2 separate regions of the Homo sapiens genome follow, and region 2 is linked to region 1. The links are chromatin contacts, found by Hi-C in ENCODE. All regions are on one chromosome and are shown on one strand. The core of a region is the stretch at or near the end of the contact, and the rest is flanking DNA. Distances in the headings are between cores, read along the strand shown. Region 1 holds the start of LRGUK (leucine rich repeats and guanylate kinase domain containing). Region 2 holds the start of NUP205 (nucleoporin 205).

Evidence for each region. A loop is a pair of places that touch in the nucleus more often than their neighbours do. Pooled maps may share reads with other maps.
Region 2: a map of B cell shows a loop between it and region 1 (23-fold over the local background). The contact joins the promoter of NUP205 here to the promoter of LRGUK in region 1. A Hi-C loop is called at or near these places in 4 of 168 maps with a recorded cell type or tissue (B cell, CD8-positive, alpha-beta T cell and naive thymus-derived CD4-positive, alpha-beta T cell) and 10 of 50 pooled maps.

The regions. Positions count from the first base shown.
Region 1 is chr7:134,126,021-134,128,589 of GRCh38, reverse strand. It overlaps LRGUK (leucine rich repeats and guanylate kinase domain containing), which reads right to left and starts at 1,250. Exons shown (of 20, transcript NM_144648.3): 1 at 926-1,250. The coding sequence starts at 1,222. RefSeq lists enhancers at 968-1,237, 1,348-1,397.
Region 2 is chr7:135,555,159-135,561,746 of GRCh38, reverse strand. NUP205 (nucleoporin 205) reads right to left here and starts at 3,830. Exons shown (of 43, transcript NM_015135.3): 1 at 3,775-3,830. The coding sequence starts at 3,802. RefSeq lists enhancers at 3,120-3,239, 3,310-3,369, 3,430-3,479, 3,860-3,989.

The DNA of each region.
Region 1 (2,569 bases), core at 1-2,500:
GACAAAGCCAGACTCCATCTCAAAAACATAAACAAAATAGAAAGGAAGCAAATTAAATTACGCTTTTGAAAGAAAGCAATTTATTAGAAGCCAAGAGAAAAGAAGTGATGTGATGAGAAGTGGAAAAGGACAAGAAGACAACAATGGACTAAGAAAGGAAAAGGACCATAATAAGCATAAGAAAGAAGAGGAATTGTGTGGTGGTCAGAAGAGATATTGTAGAAAGGAGGGAATGGCAGTCATGTGAAACGCGAAGCCGCCATCCCAGTCAATATGGGTGGGATGATGGGAACATTCCCCACATCCTAAAATATTCCCACAATGAGCTGGCTGTTCGAACATTATAAGGCTCTTTTCTGGTGTGTGTGCATGTTGCTTGTATAAGGCATATGCCCCCGACAGAAGTAATGTATTCAACTTTTAAGTCACTTAGTCTTTGAAGAAGCACTTTCAAAAGCGGATTTTTTTTTTTTTTTTTTTCCTGGAGGGAGGCTGACGGGACTAGAACTGAGGAAGAGTGTGGAAGTATGTCATAGCCATGGGCAACAGGTGCTGGCAATGTCAGAGATGAACTCTGCCTATTCACAATACTGTCAAAGTATAATTTTGAAAAAGCTAAAGCCATAATTCCCAGACAATTATCTAGACACTCTTACAAAGTGACGCTGTGTTAACTCGACTCATAAGAAATCAAATGTGTTAATGAAAAAAGAAAGGAACTATTTAGAGCTATTTCAGGCAGGGGGTGAGAAAACGGGGTAAAAGACAGGGGAAGAAAAGAGGGGGAAGAGGCGTTCCTGGAGGCGAGAGAGCCTGAGAAGGTGTGGGAAGCTTCGGGCTGGTGGGGGTGCATCGGGGAGCTGCCGCTGAAGTAACAGGGCTGGACGAGGGAGCCAGGGAGTACGGGGTGGGGGGGAAGACACACCTCCAAATTCAGCATTTCGGACTCTGAGGACTCCTCGGATCCCGCCTCGCCCTCGCCCTGGTCCTCATCTCCGTCCGAGTCCAGCTCCTGATAGCGGTGCATGAGCTGCTGGAGCAGGTAGGAGGAGGCTATGTTAGAGCTGCCTTTCGTCTTCTGCCCCATGGGAAAAGACCAGCAAGGCTGACGCTCTTTTTCTGCGCGAAACTGTAACGATCGGGCTCCAGTTCGGGATCTGCCCAAGCCTCTCAGGAGAGAGGCAGCTCTGGTCCTCAGGAGAGCCCTCTCGGAGGTCGCCATCTTGTTTAGCGGGGTTGCCTAGGAGACTGACCCCAGGCAAGGGGAACCGCGGAGGATTCTGGGGCCTGTAGTCTCCTCCGCGCGTACTCGCCTTCTGCAGGCGGGGCAGTGGGCGCTCCACTTGACTTTTCTTTTTCTCAGTCTCTTCTGTTATTTTTCTCTCTTTGGTCTGTTCTGTTCGCTTATCTTTCCTGTTTTCACCTCTTTTCGCTACACCCCCTTTCTTTGTCTCCAGCTGTTTCCTCCCTACCCTGAGACCCCTCTTAGAGCTTTGTCATCCCACGATAGGATCGCAGGTGCGCCACCGTTGCCGCTTCATTCCCAAAGGGCTCTTTCCGCAGAGTCGTACTTTAGAAGTGTCTAATGTCTCTAAAGCAGTCTGTAGGAAAGCTAGTACCACTGAAATTTATGCAAAGCGCGACGCTAGGAGATGAGGGTGCATATAAGTGAAATAGAAGGCATGGTTCCTGTCCTTATGATTTAATTGCAGATAATAAAGAGAAACTACCAGACGACGCCTGAGAGCTGATTTCCAATTAATTTACATTCCCCACCCCCACCCCCCAATGATAAGCCTTGTCCTTGGGGAGAAAAACTGGCAGTGGTCTTACAATCCAAACAGAGAGAGAAAAAACTGCTGTCAAATTGACACTGTATCTGAAAGCGTCTGAAAAGCTATTAGCATCCCATAAATAATTATATTAGTCAAGTGACCTGCATTGGCAATTATTTTAATCTTGTTGCACAGGCTCTCTTTGCAGTTAAAAAAAATACTCTTTCAAGATAACAAAGCACGATTTTATGCTAGTGTGATTTTATGTGACCCAAATCCCATAGCCTTAAGCTCCACAACGTCGACACTCTATAGAAAAGCAGAATGAAAATTATAGTAACTATTATTGCCATAGTGATGACAATAGAGATCCTTGCAGGGAAGTAGCCCTCATCCTTCTGGCCTTACAGGGCCTTTTCTGCACGCTTCAATGACAGCAGTTGCAAATACAAAATGATCCTGTCAATGGCTGTCAGGGGAGAAGGAGAAAAAATCCTTATGGACACCATCCATTGACGATTATCTTTCTCAGTGCTTGAGGGACCGTTAAAACTGACATAAAGCTTTCAGAATTACCTTCCTTCATTATCTTGCTAGTCATAAATGTAAAGGCCACAAGCAAAATATCTCTTTCTGCCAGGCTCATCTTGCTTTTTGCTTATTTCTTTTTCCAATAAGTAGAGATTCCTCCAAGGGAATTTTCCCCACCCTTACCCTCGTAGGGCCTGGCTTCGGCTAAGTGACATAGGGAAGAATCAGGCAGAAAGTGTAAAAATGCAAATCTCGATCGTTTT
Region 2 (6,588 bases), core at 2,581-5,080, 1.4 Mb before region 1:
GGTAACAGGTGAAGAACACAATGGGTGGGATTTACATTAGATAGGAAGACAGAGGAAAAGTGATTCAAAAGAATGCAGACACACCTAGGTTTGTAGGTTTGAGAGTGAATAAAGGGAGTTCATGTATGTTGGCTCCTATTTTCTCTGTGACTAGAAGTCTGAGGGTTTAGTTAGTTGCAGGTTAAAGATTTGAAGAGTGTAGAAAGGTCTGAAGTAGTCACTGCTGTGAATGGACGAGGTGACCAGACTATCACAGAAGGACTGCCAAGCAGTGTTAATAGTTGCTTATTCACAAGTCTGTGAGTGTACTCAGCCAGGTTGATACAGGTCACAAGACTAGTTAAGTTATACAGCTGAAATACAAGCATAGGTTTTTTTGTTTGTTTTTTGTTTGTTTGTTTTTAAGACAGAGTCTCGCTCTGTTGCCTAGGCTGGAGTGCAGTGGTATGATCTCGGCTCACTGCAACCTCCTCCTCCTGGGTTCAAGCAATTCTCCTGCCTCAGCCTCCCGAGTAGCTGGGATTACAGACACCTGCCATCATGCCAGGCTAATTTTTGTATTTTTGTAGAGACAGGGTTTCACCATGTTGGCCAGGCTGGTCTCGAACTCCTGACTTCAGGTGATCTGCCCACTTCAGCCTCCCAAAGTGCTGGGATTACAGGCATAAGCCACCACACCTGGCCAACCATAGGTCTTAGAACTCTACAATCTCTGTATTTTTTCCTTACAACTCCAAGATGTTTGATTTTTTAAAACTGTAATTTAAAGGAAGCACATAACATAGAATGCAATCTCAACAAATTTTAAGTGTACAGTTCAGCAGTGTTCAGTGTATTCACATTGTGCAACAGATCTTCACAGCTTTTTTCATCTTGCAAAACAGAAACTCTATGCCCCCTAAACAACTCCCCACTTTCCCCTTTCCCAGCCCCTGGCAACCACCATTCTACTTTCTGTTTCTATGAGTATGACTACTTCAGATACCTCATATAAGTGGAATCATGTAGTATTTGTGTCTTGTGACTGGCTTATTTCACTTAGTATGTCCTCAAGTTTCATCCACGTTGTTTTATGTGACAGGATTTCCTTCCTTTTTAAGGCTGCATAAGGATACTATATATATGCATGTATACGTTATGTTATGTATATGCATGTATATGTATTATGCATATTGCATGTATATGACACATTTCCTTTACCCACTCAACCCAACATTCATTCCTTGATGGAAAAAGAGTTCCTTCCCTAAGACGTTTAGTTTTTTAAAAAACCAGCTCCTGACTCTTGGCTTTTAAAAATGTTTCCTATGTTGCCAATTAAACACTCCTGACACAAGGCTTTATTATACAATGTACACTCTTTGCTGCTGTTGGCAACTCCTTTTCCCTCCAATGATTTGTTTAATAATTATAATAGCTTAGGGCGAGTATGTACTAAAGGAATGTATATAGGCCAGGCACAGTGGCTCACGCCTGTAATCCCAGCACTTTGGGATGCCGAGGTAGGCGGATCACCTGAGGTCAGGAGTTTGAGACCAGTCTGGCCAACATGGTGAAACCCCGTCTCTACTAAAAATACAAAAAAAATTGGCCAGGCGCAGTGGCTCACACCTGTAATCCCAGCACTTTGGGAGGCTGAAGGGAGTGAATCACGGGGTCAGGAGCTCGAGACCAGCCTGGCCAATATGGTGAAACCCCTTCTCTACTACAAATACAAAAAATTAGCTGGGTGTAGTGGCGGGCGCCTGTAATCCCAGCCCCTCGGGAGGCTGAGGCAGGGGAATCGCTTGAACCCAGGAGGCGGACGTTGCAGTGAGCCAAGATCGTGCCACTGCACTCCAGCCCGGGCAACAGAGTGAGACTCCATCTCAAAAAAAAATTAGCCAGGCTAGCCAAGCATGGTGGCGGGCGCCTGTAATCCCAGTTACTTCAGAGGCTGAGGCAGGAGAGTTGCTCCAACCCAGGAGGTGGAGGCTGCAGTGAGCCGAGATCACGCCACTGCACTCCAGCCTGGGTGGACAGGATGAGACTCCATCTCAAAAAAAGAAAAAAAAAAAAAAGGAAAATAAATGTGTATACCTTGCGTACTGGCTCACACCTGTAAACCTACCACTTTGGGAGGCCGAGGCAGAAAGATCGCTTGAGGACAGCAGTTCGAGATCAGCCTAGCCAACATGGAGAAACCCCACCTCTACTAAAAATACAAAAATTAGCCCAGCGTGGTGGCACATGCCTGTAATCCCAGCTACTCAGGAGGCTGAGGCAGGAGAATTGCTTCAACCTGGGAGGCAGAGGTTGCAGCGAGCCAGGATCGCGGATCGCATCACTGCACTCCCGCCTGGGAGACAGAGCAAGACTCCATCTCAAAAAGAAAAATTAAAAAATAAAATAAAATAGAGAAATGTATTATATACAACCACACGTTAAGCATATCTAATTGGGAAGGAAGGACCGCAATATTAAGCATGTAACTTCATTACTAACCTTCTAATATATACGTCTAATATCATAAAATGAATTAGGTTGTGCTTAAGCAGTAGCACTAAGTAGTTTAAGCACCTAAGACTGACTTAGATCATTAGATGTTTAACTCTGGGGACATTACGTAACTATTTGAAGCCTCTATTTCCAAATCTGTAAAACGGAGTATGTAACAGTAACTACTCCAAAGGTGTATAAACGGGAACTGAATGAGATAAGCACGATAATAAGTGCAATGCTGGGATATAGTATGTGTTCAGTAAACATAGCCTTCATTATAATTTATCATAGCTTTTCTGAAATGATTTGATTTACAAAACAGATTTAGACAACTTTTCAAGAATATCAGTCCTGTGGAAAATAGAACCAATACTTTAAAAAAGAGTCCTTTTAAGTGAGATTCTCACAAGCATTTACCACACAGATATACTCTTAATCTTGCCCGCGAACTTCAGAGCATCTCAATCGAGGCATTAACATTCTAGGCACCAAATTATTTTTCCGGACTGCTCTGACCATGAAGGACTTTCTGCATCCTTGCCCCGCCTACTATGCGACAGCAGTGTACCCCAGGAAATATGACAATCAAAATGCACTCACTCATTCAAACACCACTGGAGGGCGGTACGGCCCGAATTGAGAATCACCGAAAGAGGATCCACCCCAAATCTTCCAGAGTTCCTTTACTACCTTCTAGATTCAATTCCACCCCGAAAATCTACAGCTCCAAAGGTACAAGAACATCCAGGGCCTAACCACATCCGCAGGGTTAGAAGACGTCTGCTGAAGCCCCGCCACCCTCTTCCTGACCACCTTTCAGATGGCCGACTTCATAATAGGGAGTATTCGCTGCCTGCAAGATCTCCCACCCTATAAGGAACTCCGACGCCTACTTTCAGCCTCTGCTCATGGCTGGAAAATATCTCGGGTCCTCTGGCTTCACTGTGGAAGACCTGATGCGTATTCCAGCGAAATCGGGACCACAGACGCACAGTGAAACTTGGGGGTGAGGGGGACCAGACTCAGCCCTGGGCTGTGAGAGATTACACACCTGGGTCCAGCGGCCCAAGCCTCACTGCCTGGAATCTCAAACCCCAACTCGAGGGCTGGAGCCGCAGCACCGACGCGCGCCATTCAAACTGGGGAGGGGTGGGACTCTAGGCCCAGAATTAGGGAAAAGCAGGCACCGCACATAAGTGGGGTCCTAGACTCCGAGAAACCTCACGGTCTCGTCTCTCCATGAAGACCTGGTTATCGCTCAGCTCAATCGTCTTTCTGTCTGGCCACACTTACCCGAATTTACCGCCAAAGGCGTCGCCATCTTAGAGGCGCACTAACAGAGCCCTTCTGCCGCATGGAGGCCCCGGGAAAGGGTGAGGCTGACCTGAGCGAAGCCTGAACAAAAAGGCACCACACTGTCCCCTCCACGCTGGGCCGTCCCAGGCGTACAAAAGGCTCCAGAATCTGCTCTGGGTCACAAACATCAATTTTCATTGGGATTATTCCCATTCAAATAAGGCGAGGGCAACCACTTCAGAGACACGAGGTCCTCGATCCGACGTTCATCGTGTAGTGCATCCTGGGACTTGTAGTTTCTAATGATGAGTTGGTTAAGTGGAGAGGAAAAAGTAAAGTGGAATAGAAAAAGATATTCTGAGAGTAGTTATTAAAATGACGCCCATTTATGACATTATAAAAGCCGTAAATTCAAATCATTATCTCCGCTTCAAGTTAAATCTTCCTTACAGTGGGGAGTGAAGTAAGGTATGAAGTGTCTACACCTCAAAAAGCCACTGACCGGTTACAAACTAAGTTTCCGTGACATTTCAGTTTACCAAATATATTCTGTCAACATAGTTGCGTAGAGCGAAACAAATCATAATTTTTAATTATAAAATTTTCAAACGGATACAAAATTAGAATAGCAAACACTCAGCATCAATAACGTGGCCAATTTCCCACCACGGCAGCCCCAACCCACCCTTACCACCCCAACACCCTCCCCTCCCCACCCCCCGCCCCCGATTAGTTTGAAACAGATTCCAGACATATCGTTTCATAATCACCAAGTATTTTTCTACCTGAGCACCCAAAGTAGCTGAACTCTTTCTTCAGCTGTTAAATTTTAGTTTGCTGATTTTCAAACTAAAATGTAAATAATCATTGCTATTTACAGCTATGTATTAAGAAAAATTTTATAGCCATTATCTCATTTAATCCCTGCAAACCATTCTATTGGGAAAATGATATGATTATAACTATTTATGTCAGAGACGCTCCATGTGCCTTACAATCTCATTGTATTAACTCTCCATCATTCCCATTTCACTGTTGGAAATCAGAATCAAATAATTTAGACAAAAGCATAGAGTATGTTAAGAATATCCAGAACTGGCAGGGCGCAGTGGCTTATGCCTGTAATCCCAGCACTTTGGGAGGCCAAGGCAGGCGATCACTTAAGGTCAAGTGTTTGAGACCAGCCTGGCCAGGAAGGTGAAACCCCGTCTCTACTAAAAATACAAAAATTAGCCAGGCATGGCGGCACGCACCTGTAACCCCAGCTGTTCGGAAGGCTGAGGCAGGAGAATCCCTTGAACCCGGGAGGTGGAGGTTGCAGTGAGCTGAGATCATACCACTGCACTCCAGCCTAGGCAACAGAGTGAGTGAGACTCCATTTAAAAAAAAAAAGAATATCCAGAACAGAACATTTATTCTTTTGAACAAATAATATCAAGTGACACAATGTACATTAGGTTTGAAACACAAAAATCACTGGTGATTTTTTCTAAAAGTCATTGATATATAGAGACAAATGCCAAACTACGATTAAAGTGGTTTTAAGGAGTGAAGTGGGGAAGAGAGAAAGTAAACGCAAAGGAATTTTTCAAGAAGTTTATCATGAAACTGAGAAGAATACTGAGCAGGAACTTGACAGGAAGCGGCATTCAAAGATTTCTCTCTCAGCACAGCTATTACAAGCCTTTCCCTCTCCACATGCACTTTTTAAGCCCACACGCTTCCCTCTCAGTAGATAACTTTGCTTTCTATAAAGTAACTCTTTAAATTCCAGCAACTCCTCTTCACCTGTCATTACACTTTACAAGCATTCTCTCACAGGCTTCTTCAATTCGTAGCAATTGGGATATTGCCATCATAAGCCCCTCTAAAACTGCGCTTGGTATGTTTACCAGTTATCAGTCATCAAATTCCATGGGCACTTTTCTGAATTATGATAGTTATAGGCCGGGTGCAGTGGCGCACGCCGGTAATCCTAGCACTATGGGACGCTGAGGTGGGAGAATCACCTGAGGTCAAGAGTTCGAGACCAGCCTGGCCAACATGGTGAAACCTTGTCTCTACTAAAAATACAAAATTAGCTGGGCGTGGTGACAGGACTCCTGTAATCCCAGCTACTTGGGAGACTAAGGCAGGAGAATCGCTTGAACCCCAGAGGCAGAGGTTGCAGTGAGCCGAGATCGCACCATTGCACTCCAGCCTGGGTAACAGAGTAAAAACTCTGCCTCAAAAAAAAAAAAAGAAAAAGAAAAGAAAAAGAAAGAAACAAAATTATATTATCCTGTGGCTACTGGGGCACCAATGATACTGGTTTTCCTCCTCTTTCCAGTTCTTTTTTAGTGTTTTACGTGGACTTCTCTTCCTCTTCTACCCACTAAATCTAGCTCTTCCCCTATAGTCATCTCTAGTTTCTGTCCTTTTCATTCTACATGCTTTCTGTGGGACATCTTATGGTTTCTTACTACCACCTGCTTGCTGATGAATTCTGTGTTTGTATCTCTAGTCCAGTCCTCTCTCTTGAGCTTCATATTTGTAGAACCAACTCTCTACTTCATATCTGTATTGATTGCCACACAGGCGTTTCAAAACCAACATGTCTGAAACGTAAATGATCACTTTTCCCCTAAAACTCTGCCACCTGTATCCCCACCCAGTTGCCAAAATCGGAAACCTGGGATTCTTTCTGTATTCTTCCTTCAATTGTCAAATCCTGTTCATTCTACCTCACAAATATTTCTGGAACCCTTTTCCTCTTCTCTGCTTTCTATGCCATTGTTCAAGTCTCATCTTCTTAAACTTGGTATTTTGCAA